2 separate regions of the Homo sapiens genome follow, and region 1 is linked to region 2. A link is an interaction called in ENCODE POLR2A ChIA-PET data of the cell type or tissue named here. Cell type or tissue: Panc1. All regions are shown on one strand. Links, peaks and the distances in the headings refer to the core of each region. The heading gives the core; the rest is flanking DNA.

What was found. Peaks named below come from ENCODE experiments on the same cell type or tissue, not always from the same donor. Only the 100,000 strongest peaks of a DNase experiment are listed, where the experiment ranks them.
Region 1: POLR2A ChIA-PET joins it to region 2 with 5 read pairs; 2 of 35 experiments call an interaction of 5 or more read pairs at or near these places.

The regions. Positions count from the first base shown.
Region 1 is chr14:100,475,993-100,481,363 of GRCh38, reverse strand. The region is part of intron 3 of WDR25 (WD repeat domain 25); the gene reads right to left. It also overlaps the pseudogene HMGN1P25. Among named protein-coding and RNA genes, the nearest start is that of WDR25, 100 kb to the right of the region's middle. In Panc1, for the core only: no CTCF peak of the experiment used is centred there; a DNase peak (open chromatin) is centred at 4,773; H3K4me3 peaks cover 775 bases; H3K27ac peaks cover 4,238 bases.
Region 2 is chr14:100,560,508-100,565,878 of GRCh38, reverse strand. The region is part of intron 2 of BEGAIN (brain enriched guanylate kinase associated); the gene reads left to right. Among named protein-coding and RNA genes, the nearest start is that of BEGAIN, 24 kb to the left of the region's middle. In Panc1, for the core only: no CTCF peak of the experiment used is centred there; no DNase peak of the experiment used is centred there.

The DNA.
Region 1 (5,371 bases), core at 237-5,236, 85 kb after region 2:
GCATTTACAAAATAGTTGATAAAAATATTCCTCTGGATTGTACAAGAAGGGAGACAGGGACCACTGATAAGACATGGTATATGGTATTCTATCAGACTTGGTTTCTTTCTCTCCTGCTTCATCAGAGGCTGGACTCTCCTCAGTTTTCATTTCCCCATTTTCTGCAGGTAACTCTACTTTAGTTTCTTGGTTAACCACTTTGGCCTGTTTTCCCTTTGCTCCCCTTTTCCCTTTTTTTTTTTTTTTTTTTTTTTTTTTTTGCACTTTTTTGTCTGAAGATTTATCCTTCGCTGCTGCCTTTTTCAGCTTCAATTCCACTTTTGCAGGAGCAGGTTTAGCTGACAACTGCACCAGTCTCCTCTTGGGCTCTTCCTTGGTGGCCCCTTCAGCAGAGCTGACCTTCCTCTTGGGTATCCTGGCAATGGGGAGGGTGCATGCCAGGTGCCTGCAGAGCCACGAGAGCCTTTGCAAAGCTGGGCTGCCCGGACATTTTCCACTTTTATCCACCATCGAAGCAAAGGATTTTGTGAACATTTTGCTAGTAAAGCCCCATTTCCCTAATGTCAAATAATGGCTCCTGCAACTAATCAGGTTAATAATTGCATTATCATATTTGTAACCACCCAGCTCAAAATCCACTGAAATTTTCACTTAAAGGATTTTAAAACAGATTAGAAAAACACTGTTCCCAGGTTAAGGGTGAAGATATTCAAGATTTTAATAGGTGACAGATCATTTTTGGCAACAAAAATCACATAACAATGGAAACAAAAACATCTGTTTTCAAAATGTTCTCTCCATAGTAGAAATTTTTTAGAAAGTAGTTACTCTTTCACCCTTTGTTCAAGCATCACATTTGCCATGATGGATAATAAAGTGTGTTGATCTTTTTTTTCTAGTATCTTCTAGGGGCCTAAAACTGGTAGTCACTTATCAACAGAGAAAATTTTAGAAATACTTGCTTTTCTGTAAATGAAGAATCTATACCTCTTTGAGCTCCACAAGCCCCTTGACTATTTTGCTACAAGATGCAGTGCAGATAGCACAAGAGATTTTCATGGTCACTCTTGTGTCAGCACAATGTTGTCAAGAACTGGCTGCTTTAGGCCATCCAACCCGTATGGAGAAGGGACTGTAAACAACACCCTAACGGTCCAGCCTGAGGGGAGTAGTGAAGACAAATGTGGTTTTCTGCCTGATGGGATGCTGAAAAGCCACTGAAAACTGGAATCACAAACAGCAGTCTTTGGCAAGATGGACAATGCTTGATTCCTATTCTTCAACTACAAGAGTATAAAATGGGAATTGATACGAAGCAGTCCCCGACCTTTTTGGCACCAGGGACAGGTTTTGTGGAAGACAATTCTTCCATGAACCAGGGGTTGCGATGGGGGTGCTTTCGGGATGAAACTGTCCCACCTCAGATCACCAGGCATTAGTTAGATTCTCATAAGAAGAGCACAACCTAGATCCCTCGTATGCGCAGTTCACAATAGGGCTCCGTTCGTATGAGAATCTGATGCTGCTGCTGATCTGACAGGAGAAGGAGCTCAGGCGGGAATGTTCACTCACCCACTGCTCACCTCCTGCTGTGTGGTCTGGTTCCTAACAGGCTATGGACAGGTACCAGTCCGTGGCCCAGGGGTTGGGGATCCCTGTTGATATGGACAAAGACTGGGAAGAGATTCACTGAAATGAAATGAATTGTTCTAGGGGTAGTAAGATAACTTTTTAAATTATACTAACAGATTTGTTGTAATACTGTTTTTCTAATAAATAAAGATTTTTTAAGTCATCAAGGAGATGAGCAGACTTGTAAGATGATGGTCTTTGTGCTATGTCCCTCTCATTAGATCAGCAGACAAACGACTCTCTCAAGTAAACCAAAAAACTGCTTCTTGGTGAATTGATCTAATTGGAAATCTGGTATTCCTAAAAAAAAAAAATGTACTCTTCTTTTCCTTTCCTGGAACTCAAGGTGGTACATAAAGCCTTCTACAGAGCATGACAAACCCCACCTTTTAAGCTACAATTGGTGATCAGAAACCAACCGTGATATGACCAACTAGCAAGTCCCCCTGCTCAGGGAGCACAGGCAGAGGGCTGTCCCCTTGGTCTCCATGTGCCTATGCCAGGGACTCAGAGCAGCAATGTGGCAGCACAGAGGCCCCAGGACACTCGCTTCAGCCAAGCGGCTGGGGGTCATCTGGAGACTGCAGGCAGGGACCACCATCACAACCCCTAGACAGAAAAGGAGGACACGGATACCACTGCAGTCCCCACACCACCGAGAAGGCCCAGGACTGCCAAACTCTTTCTCCCCACAAGGACAACTGCGCTTATTGCTGAGAACATTCAGTGGCCGGCTTCTTGCTCACTTGGAATTCATTGCCAATCCTTAAATCCAAAAGGAAACACAAACTCTCTCTGCCTGGAGAAAAAATGTTCCTTATTTTTTAGACCATAGCATATAACCATATGCTTAATTTCAGAAATGGCAGTGAATTATCCATATGTTTTTTTCAAAAGTGCAGTGATACAGTCTTGCCAACAATGGGGAAGAAAGATGAGAGAAAATGTGAAAGCTGAATTGCTAAAAGACGATGATCGAACTTTTTCTGCTAAAACAAACAAACAAAAAATCTGAATGTTATTTTTTCCTCAACCCCCTAAAGAGATTGAAAATCTGTCTTTTAAGTATTTCCATTTAGAAGATAAGCTGTAGTTTATACATTTTTCCTATTTGTACTTATAATAACTAGGCCCTTACTGCTTTTCTTTGTTAAAAGGGTTCAAAACTACAAGATTTTTAAATTTTTTAGTAAGTTTCTGGATACCTAGTGAAAAGACTAAGGTAGAAATCTCGCTAACTAAGAAGTTCTCAAATAAGACTTTGTTTCAGAAATTAGGGCCATAGCCATCATTATCTGGCACAATGTTGGAAGCAGGAGATGGTATAGCTGAGGAGTTCAGAGCCACGCAGACCCAGATCCCATCCCAGCTCTGTCACTTCCAGTGGAGGGGCCTTGGGCAGGACCTTGCACTGCTCTGTCTCACACTCTTACAAATGTAAGGTCGTCATGAGAGCTAAATGTAACGCGGTGCATGAAGCCTTCCAAAGAGCATGGCAAACAGCAATCAACAAAAGGGAGCTATTATAGTTTACAAAATTAAACCCCAAATTATTGAATTCACAATTGGTTCATTTACAAACTAAAACCAAGGGATACAGGTTTTTTTGTTTGTTTTTGTTTTGTTTTGTTTTGTTTTTTTGAGACAGAGTCTCGCTCTGTCGCCCAGGCTGGAGTGCAGTGGTGCTATCCGGCTCACTGCAAGCTCTGTCTCCCAGATTCACGCCATTCTCCTGCCTCAGCCTCCCTAGTAGCTGGGACTACAGGTGCCTGCTACCACACCCAGCTAATTTTTTTGTATTTTTAGTAGAGATGGGGTTTCACCGTGTTAGCCAGGATGGTCTCAATCTCCTGACCTTGTGATCCACCCACCTCGGCCTCCCAAATTGCTGGGATTTCAGGCGTGAGCCACGGCGCCCGGCTGGGATACAGGTTTTTAAATAGCAATAACCTCCACAGATTAATGCTTTTTCAGCTTTTCTCATGAGGCTTTGAAAATACAACGCCCTGGGCTGCCCTTTACATTTGTTAAAGAGATATGGGTAAAGTCTGGAAAATATTCATCAGTGAAATATCTTGAACATGAACACTAGCTGTGCCAGAGGAGAAGGTCTTAACTTGTCAGACGGGCTCTTCCTCTCTACCTTTTCATAAATCAAGGAGCTTGTTCTCCTGGGCAATGTTACTTTCAGCGCAATGGTTAGCTGTTATATAACCTTTAACCTTAAGACCATCTTGCTTGTTTACCTGTTTGTTATAGAAAATTCTGTTTATTCACTGTATGCTTATTATAGGAAACTGAGTTTTAAAATATTTAATCCACTAGCACTGACTTTATTGATCTCATTATAATGAGCTAAACCAGTGTAAAAACTGTTTGGATCTTCTTGGAGCTAGGAAAAATCACTTATTTTCTCCTTGAATCAATAATGATACAAATAAAAAAATTGTTAAAGCAAAAACAAGTTTAAAACACAATGCAGAAATTCCATTTGTTCTACTGACTCTATGACCAGTGCTTCCACCCCCGTATGACTGTGATAAGGCATCTGGGAACTCTGGAATAGTGGCTCCTCCAAGCTGCCCCTCTTCCTTTCTCAGGTGGAGATATCCAGCTTCCCAAAGTGACCAACCATGTGGCCGGGGCAGCACCACCTGTCCATCTTGCTAACTAAGAAGTTCTTAGTTAACATAGAAGTTGCAAACGTCTATACTAGGAATCCTATCATCATGCAGGGCTCCAGGCCTGTGAGGGCCTTCCTCTTCCATTCAGCATGACTGACTCCCAGCCTAGTTCCTGGCACATAATAGGTATTTCGTCCAGGCCACATGAAACCCAAGTATGGGTCTCCAGGAGAGAAAAGAGAAGCTCATGCCCCCCTCTCCAGGGAGCTCAGAGGCAGCCCTGGCAAAGCAGTTCACAGTCAAGGAAGGGGAACAACATTTATCAGGAGCCTGTTACCTCCAGGCCTGTCTGGAGCTTGCACGCATCACACGGCACCCTGGGTGGTAGGTGTAATTAACCCATCTCTCACAGCCAGGGAAATGGAAGCTCAGCGAGGTGAGAGACTCGCTCAGAGCCACATGAGTCAGCCACACTGAGACGGAGACTGGCCCTGTCTAATCTCAAGGCCAGCTCTCGGCACCCTACCTTGCATCGCCGCCAGTTATTCGTGACCTTTGCTTCTCCTAGTGCTTTGTTCACATCCACAGACTCATGAACATGTAGGAAAAATGTTGACAAGGGAAAGCTTATGCTGTTGGCTTGTGGTAATTGAGCTTGTGTTTCCAGGCAGTAGGCATATGACTCACTTCGCTAAAATCAATATCGTTACACTCATCCTCTGGGAAGTATTCAGCCAGCTATAAATTTAGCCATCCTGACTCAAAGTTAACGAGAAAAGAAACTTACTAACTTTCAAATCAAACTTTATGCATCAGAAACAGGGGCCATCTTAGCAATCCGGGCAAAGGCCTGGGAAGGGTCTGGCCTGAGAGCCAGCTGGGCCTGCATCTGAACATTCCCCATCAGCTGTGGCCCTGCATCGGCCAGCAATCCTCTCCAGCCCTGGTATCCTCATCTGTAGACTCAGGACCACAAAAGGTGGTTGTGAGAATTAGCAATAATGTATGTAGGAGAGCTAAGCCCCAGACAACTGATAGGGCCCAATAAACAGTAGCTGTAGCATTGTAATAATAGTAGTAACAGAAGAAATAGTAGTAGTTGCAGTCATTTTTTA
Region 2 (5,371 bases), core at 195-5,194:
TCACTGACAAAGTCCTGGCCCTGGTTGGGCCTCAGTTTTCTCATCTGTAAAGTGGGTGTCCTAACCACAACCAGGTTGCAGGGATGTTGGGTGCCGTGAGCCCCTGTGGTGGAAGCATCTCTCCTGGGACCTGGCCCAGAGCAGGCCCAGGTAGAGGGTCTCTGGGGAACCTCAGACCACACGGTGGTCACAGTGAAGGGGTCCTGAAGTGTCCACAGGGATGACCCTATGGTCGGTCCTGCCTCCTGGCCCCTGGACTGTGGAGTCTGCACATCACAGGCTGGGTCTGTGGGTCTGGATTGAGCTCTGAGAGTGCTGGTCCTGGCCCCCTCCTCTCCCACACCCCCCAGGGCCTGGAGCCAGGACTGACTTATGGGACAGTCCTGTAAATATTTGCTGAAGAGCAAAAGGACCATGTCACCTGGTGGCACTGTGGCCCTCAATGGCTCCCTTTGGTGGGCAGGTGTACATTGAGGGGTCTCTCTTCCCTGGTCCCTCCCACTGGCTGCCCCCCCATGCTGTCGCCCTGCTTCCGAGTTCCCCACAAGCTGCCACCTTCATGCCCCTGCCTTTGCCCACGCAGTCCCTGCTGTAGAGAATGCCCTTCCCTGCCTTCTTGTCCACATGACAAACTCTGTGTCTTCCCTGTCGCCTTTTCCCTGGGGTTTTCATGACGCTCTTGCCCCTCCCTCCCAAGTGGACTCCAGCCCCCTCTGGGTACCAGCTCTGTGAAAAGACCCGGTTGGCCCTCCAGTGCCGGGGACAGAGGCCCACAACAGATCCTCCTAGGCCAGCGGACAGAATACAGAAGGGGTTTGCCCACAATGCTCTGGGGTCCCAGGTTGTGAACCCTGGCCTGGGGTATTGGGAAGAGCTTCCGGGAAGCAGGGACACTTGAGCCAAGGCATGAAGAATGGGTAGGAGTTTCCAAGGACAGACAGGCCACCCTCCAAGAGGTGCAAAGGCCTGGGGGCTGCCCAGAGCAGATGTGTTTAGGGAAGACAGGTAAGGGGTGGGGAGTGGAGGTCAGTGGGGCTCCCACTGACATCTGGGGTGTCTTCTGTCTTCCCCAGGGCCCCAGATGGGCACCCCAGAGAACAGAGCCGGGGTCTGGCCCCTGGTGTTCTGACAGCCACAGTGCCTGGCAGAGGCTGGCGCACAGTAGGGCTCCCACAGGCCGGGGGGCCACATGGTAGATATGCAGCCACACCATTTGATGGCCTGGCCACCTTGGCTCTTGTCCTTTGACCCTTGCTCAGCCACACTCAGCTATCTTGTCTTCGACTGCTTGGAAAAACTATTCTTGTGACTCTCAAATATTTATAGATATTACCAAGTCCCGGCTGGCTCTCCGTGTGCTCAGAGCCTCTGTGCCTCTAATCCCTCAAATTAATCCCCTCCTCTCCCTCCAAACAGGGTCCCTCCTGCCTGCCTCCTGCAGCGTGCTGCTGGGCAGCCCCTTTTTCTATTTGAGCTTCGGTTCCCTCCTCTGTCAAACAGAGAAGTGGGTCAGTCGCCTCTCATGGCTCCTGGGGTGCCCAGAGCTACTCCTGTTTGGTGTCCACGTTTTCCCCCCAAAATAGAATTTTTCAAAGTCGTGAACTGTGATAGGCCTGCAGAGACATTAATAAATATCCGCACAGTTCAGTGGTTAAGTTTAGAACGACCACCTGGCGACCACCACCTGTGTCAAGGAGTTCAACATGGCCAACCCCCGAGATCCCCCGAGACCCTTCCCCACAGACAGCCCCATCCTGCTCCCGGCCAGCCCCTAAGATCCCCCGAGACCCTTCCCCACAGACAGCCCCATCCTACTCCAAGCAGTCACCGGGACACCGACCTTGTGCTCAGTGGTTCCTTGCTGTCCTCGTGGTTCTGCCACCTGAGAGGGCATCCCCAGCAGAGATGGTTGTATGTTGCCTGCTTTGGGACCTCATACCTGGATTCCTTCAGCCTGTGTTTTGGGGGTGGCTTTTTTTCACCAAAACTATTCTGTTTGTGAGGGTCCCTTGTGGTGGTAGGTGGAGCTACCAGTTGCTGTTGTCATGGTGGCTTCCCTGAAATCCGTTTGTTCCCTGGCAGACTGCCGGGCACTGTGCAGCCTGGGCCACCTTAGGAAACTCCTGTGCGGGTGTCTGGGGATGTGGGCTGCGATTCTGGGTGTGCACCCTCAGTGGAACCTCCGGGGCACAGGGTGCGCATAGGGTCAGCTCTGGAAGATCGGAACAGACTCTTGAAACCGCTTCTCCCCATCACTGTCCCTCCAGCGTTGTTGGGGTGGGCTGCCCTGGTTTGCTGCCCGCTGGGTTTCCTCACCGGCGAAGGCCGTGCGCATTTTCTACCAAGGTGTTTTTCCCATTGATTTGTGGGAGCTCTTCACACTGTCAGTTACACATGCAGCAGCCACACCTCCTGGGGGACGCCGCGTCTCGCTGTTCACACGGTCCTTCTATGAACAAAAGTTCTTAATTTTAATTTTGTTGAATGTGTCAGGTTTTTTCACTTTCTGATTAAAGCGTTTGTGTCTTGTTTAAGGAACCCTCCTGAAGAACTGAGGCTATTGGCTTTTCATCCACTTGAACTTGGGTTTGCATGTGGTTAGAGGTCAAGGTTGAGCTCCTTTTTGGTTCTGGTTTTGGTTTTGCACAAGGACACCCAGGTGTTCGGGCCACACTCTCTCCTTCACTCCTATGACCGGTGCTTGTGGTCCTGTCCATGTCGGACACTTGTCCAGGCTGAGACACTCTGCAGAAGTGCCAGGCTGATGTCCCAGGGATGGAGACAGATGGAGAGCAGGTGGCCTCGAAGGTCCTGACCCTGTCCTGCCCTGCCCCTCCACGCCCCCCCTCAAAGGGCACCCTCTCCCACCCAAGTCTCCCGCGTGGGCCCCGTGAGCCGGCCCTGCTGCTCTCATTGTTCACTGATCATGGATTCCACACGCATTCACTGAGCACCAGAGGCTGCTGTCGGCGCTGAGGACGCCGCAATGACTGCACAGGCGAATCTTCTAGTCGGCGGGAACAGAAAACTTTTTAAGTTAAATAAATATCACGGTGACAAGTGCTGCGGGGACAAAAAGAAAGGAAGGCAGTGAGTGGGGGGCGGGGAGCAGGTGACCTGTACAGCGTGGCTCAGGGAAGGCCCTGAGCGGGTGCCACCGGGTCAAGGCACCAGGAGGTCCAGGCAGAGGGAGCAGCAGGTGTACCGGTGGCCTGCAGGAAACAGCAAGGGCTGGTGGCCATGGAGGAGGGCAGAGGTGCTGCGTTCTGGATGTGTTGGAGGCTCGAGCGACGGGGTCTGCTGATGGGGGTGACATGGGGTGTGGGGGAAAAGGGGGTGTCAAAGACAACTCCAGGGCATTGGGCACGAGCAGCTAAAAGGATGGACTTTCTTCCCCCGAGGTGGGGACAGCTGTGGGGGAGGAGCGGGTTTGAGGGCACACAGGCTTGAGGTGTCCCCTTTTATTTAGCAAAGCCCCGCTGCACACCTGCTTCGGGCAGGCCCCTGTCCTAGACAGCATCCAGGTTGGGTTCTCTGGGCATGCAGTAGGTGCTCATTGAGGGTGGGGAACTAATTGCATTGTGGTCTGGGCCCCGACAACTCAGGAAGAGATGTCCTGGGGATGGGGCTGGCCACCTGGCGGCACCCACCTTCAGGATGGCTGTTGAATTTCCTTGTCCCTTTCCCCCAGGCCCCCTGCTCTCCATCTCTTGTCTCCTCCAACCCACCCACTACCCCAGCAGGCCACACCCCTCCCGGAGTGTGATCCTTCAAGGCTCTCTACCCCACTTCTAAACTTGATCCTACTAGAGGAAGTCTTATGGACTAATTCTCACTAAGGTGTGAATGACTGCCTCACTTTGATTTCTCCCTTTGCAGCTAGGGGCTCAGGGGGTGAGGAACCAAGACACTGACAGCTGGGGTATGAGTCTGGGAGTCACTCCTAATCTGGAGCAGCTCTGATGGTATCAACTTGGGGGGTTGGGGTTACAGGTGGGGCCAGGGTGCCTTTGTCCCCACAGCCCAGTTGAGTTCCCACTCCTCTGCAAGGCCTGCCTCCCTGATGGGGTATGTGGTTAAGAAGGTAGACGCACCTAGGTTTCAATCCCAAGTCTGTCATCACTTACTGGCTATGTGGCCTTCAGCAAATTTTTTTTTTTTTCGACAGTCTTGCTCTGTCCGCCAGGCTGGAGTGCAGTCCAGGGCTCAAGCAATCCTCTCACCTCAGCCTCCCAAATAGCCTGGACTACAGACAGTCATGTGCCACCACACCAGGCTAATTTTGTATTTTTGGTAGAGACAGGGTGTCACCATGTCGCCCAGGCTGGTCTCCAACTCCTGGGCTCAAGTGATCCTCCTGCCTCGGCCTCCCAAAGTGCTGGGATTACAGACATGAGCCACCACACCTGGCCTTGGGCAGATTTCGGAAGCTTTCTGACTCTCAGTGCCACATCTGTAAATGGGGGTAGTAATAGCACCTACTTGAGAAGGCGGCTCAGGAGACTCAGTGCACGCTGGGGTCATGCACCTGGCTTGTGAGCTGGGCCTTGCTGTTGTGGCCTGCCCGTCTCGGGTGGCTCTGCCCTGCTTGGGCCTTGCTGCCCACCCCTTGGGCGGTGACATCATTCCCGTGAAGGAGAGGGCCTGGCAGCGTGGGGCCCTCTGAGGGTCTCTGAGCTGGGGGCGGGGCCAGCTCTTCCGCACCCTAGGCTGTCTGCACTTTTCCCCAGGGGCCGTCGATGGTTGGGGCAGTGGCTGGGTGTTTCAGAGGAGGCGATGCCACGTGCCTGTTTCTCAGGGCTCCATGTCAGGCCCGCATGGGGCTCCCCCTCCCCACCCCCCAACTACCACAGGCAGAAAATCCTTCCGAGGGCTGGAGGCCTCTGGGCCCGAGCTCTGCAGTGGGGACTGCCTGTCTCTTAAAGGTCCCCCGTGTCTGCAAAGCAACCTGAGAGAGGCCTCATGCTCCATCCCCTGATGGACCCACCGAGGCTCTGGGGCTCGTGTCGAGGGCAGCTCGTGTCTGTCCTGAGCAGCAGCAGGACAGAGTTGCAGGACGTGAGACGGGAAGCAGGAGATGGGACAGGGGATGCTTGTCAGGTGAACGCAGCAGGGCCTGGGACCAGGTCTTCTGGGCCTCTCAGCCCCACTTCCTCTGCCCTCGTGGCCACTAAGCATGGGTGATGGTCCGGGTTTGCCAGGAAGTGGCCAGTGCCATGTCTCTGTGTCCTGGGGGTCTGGCCGGACCGGGGAAGCAGCCACTGCTGGTTCTCTGTGTCCTGGGGGTCTGGCTGGAGTGTGAGGGGCTGGTGGTGGCATTTGGAATGGCCGTCCCAGGGAGGGGAGGCTGCCCTGGCCACACACCACCCCA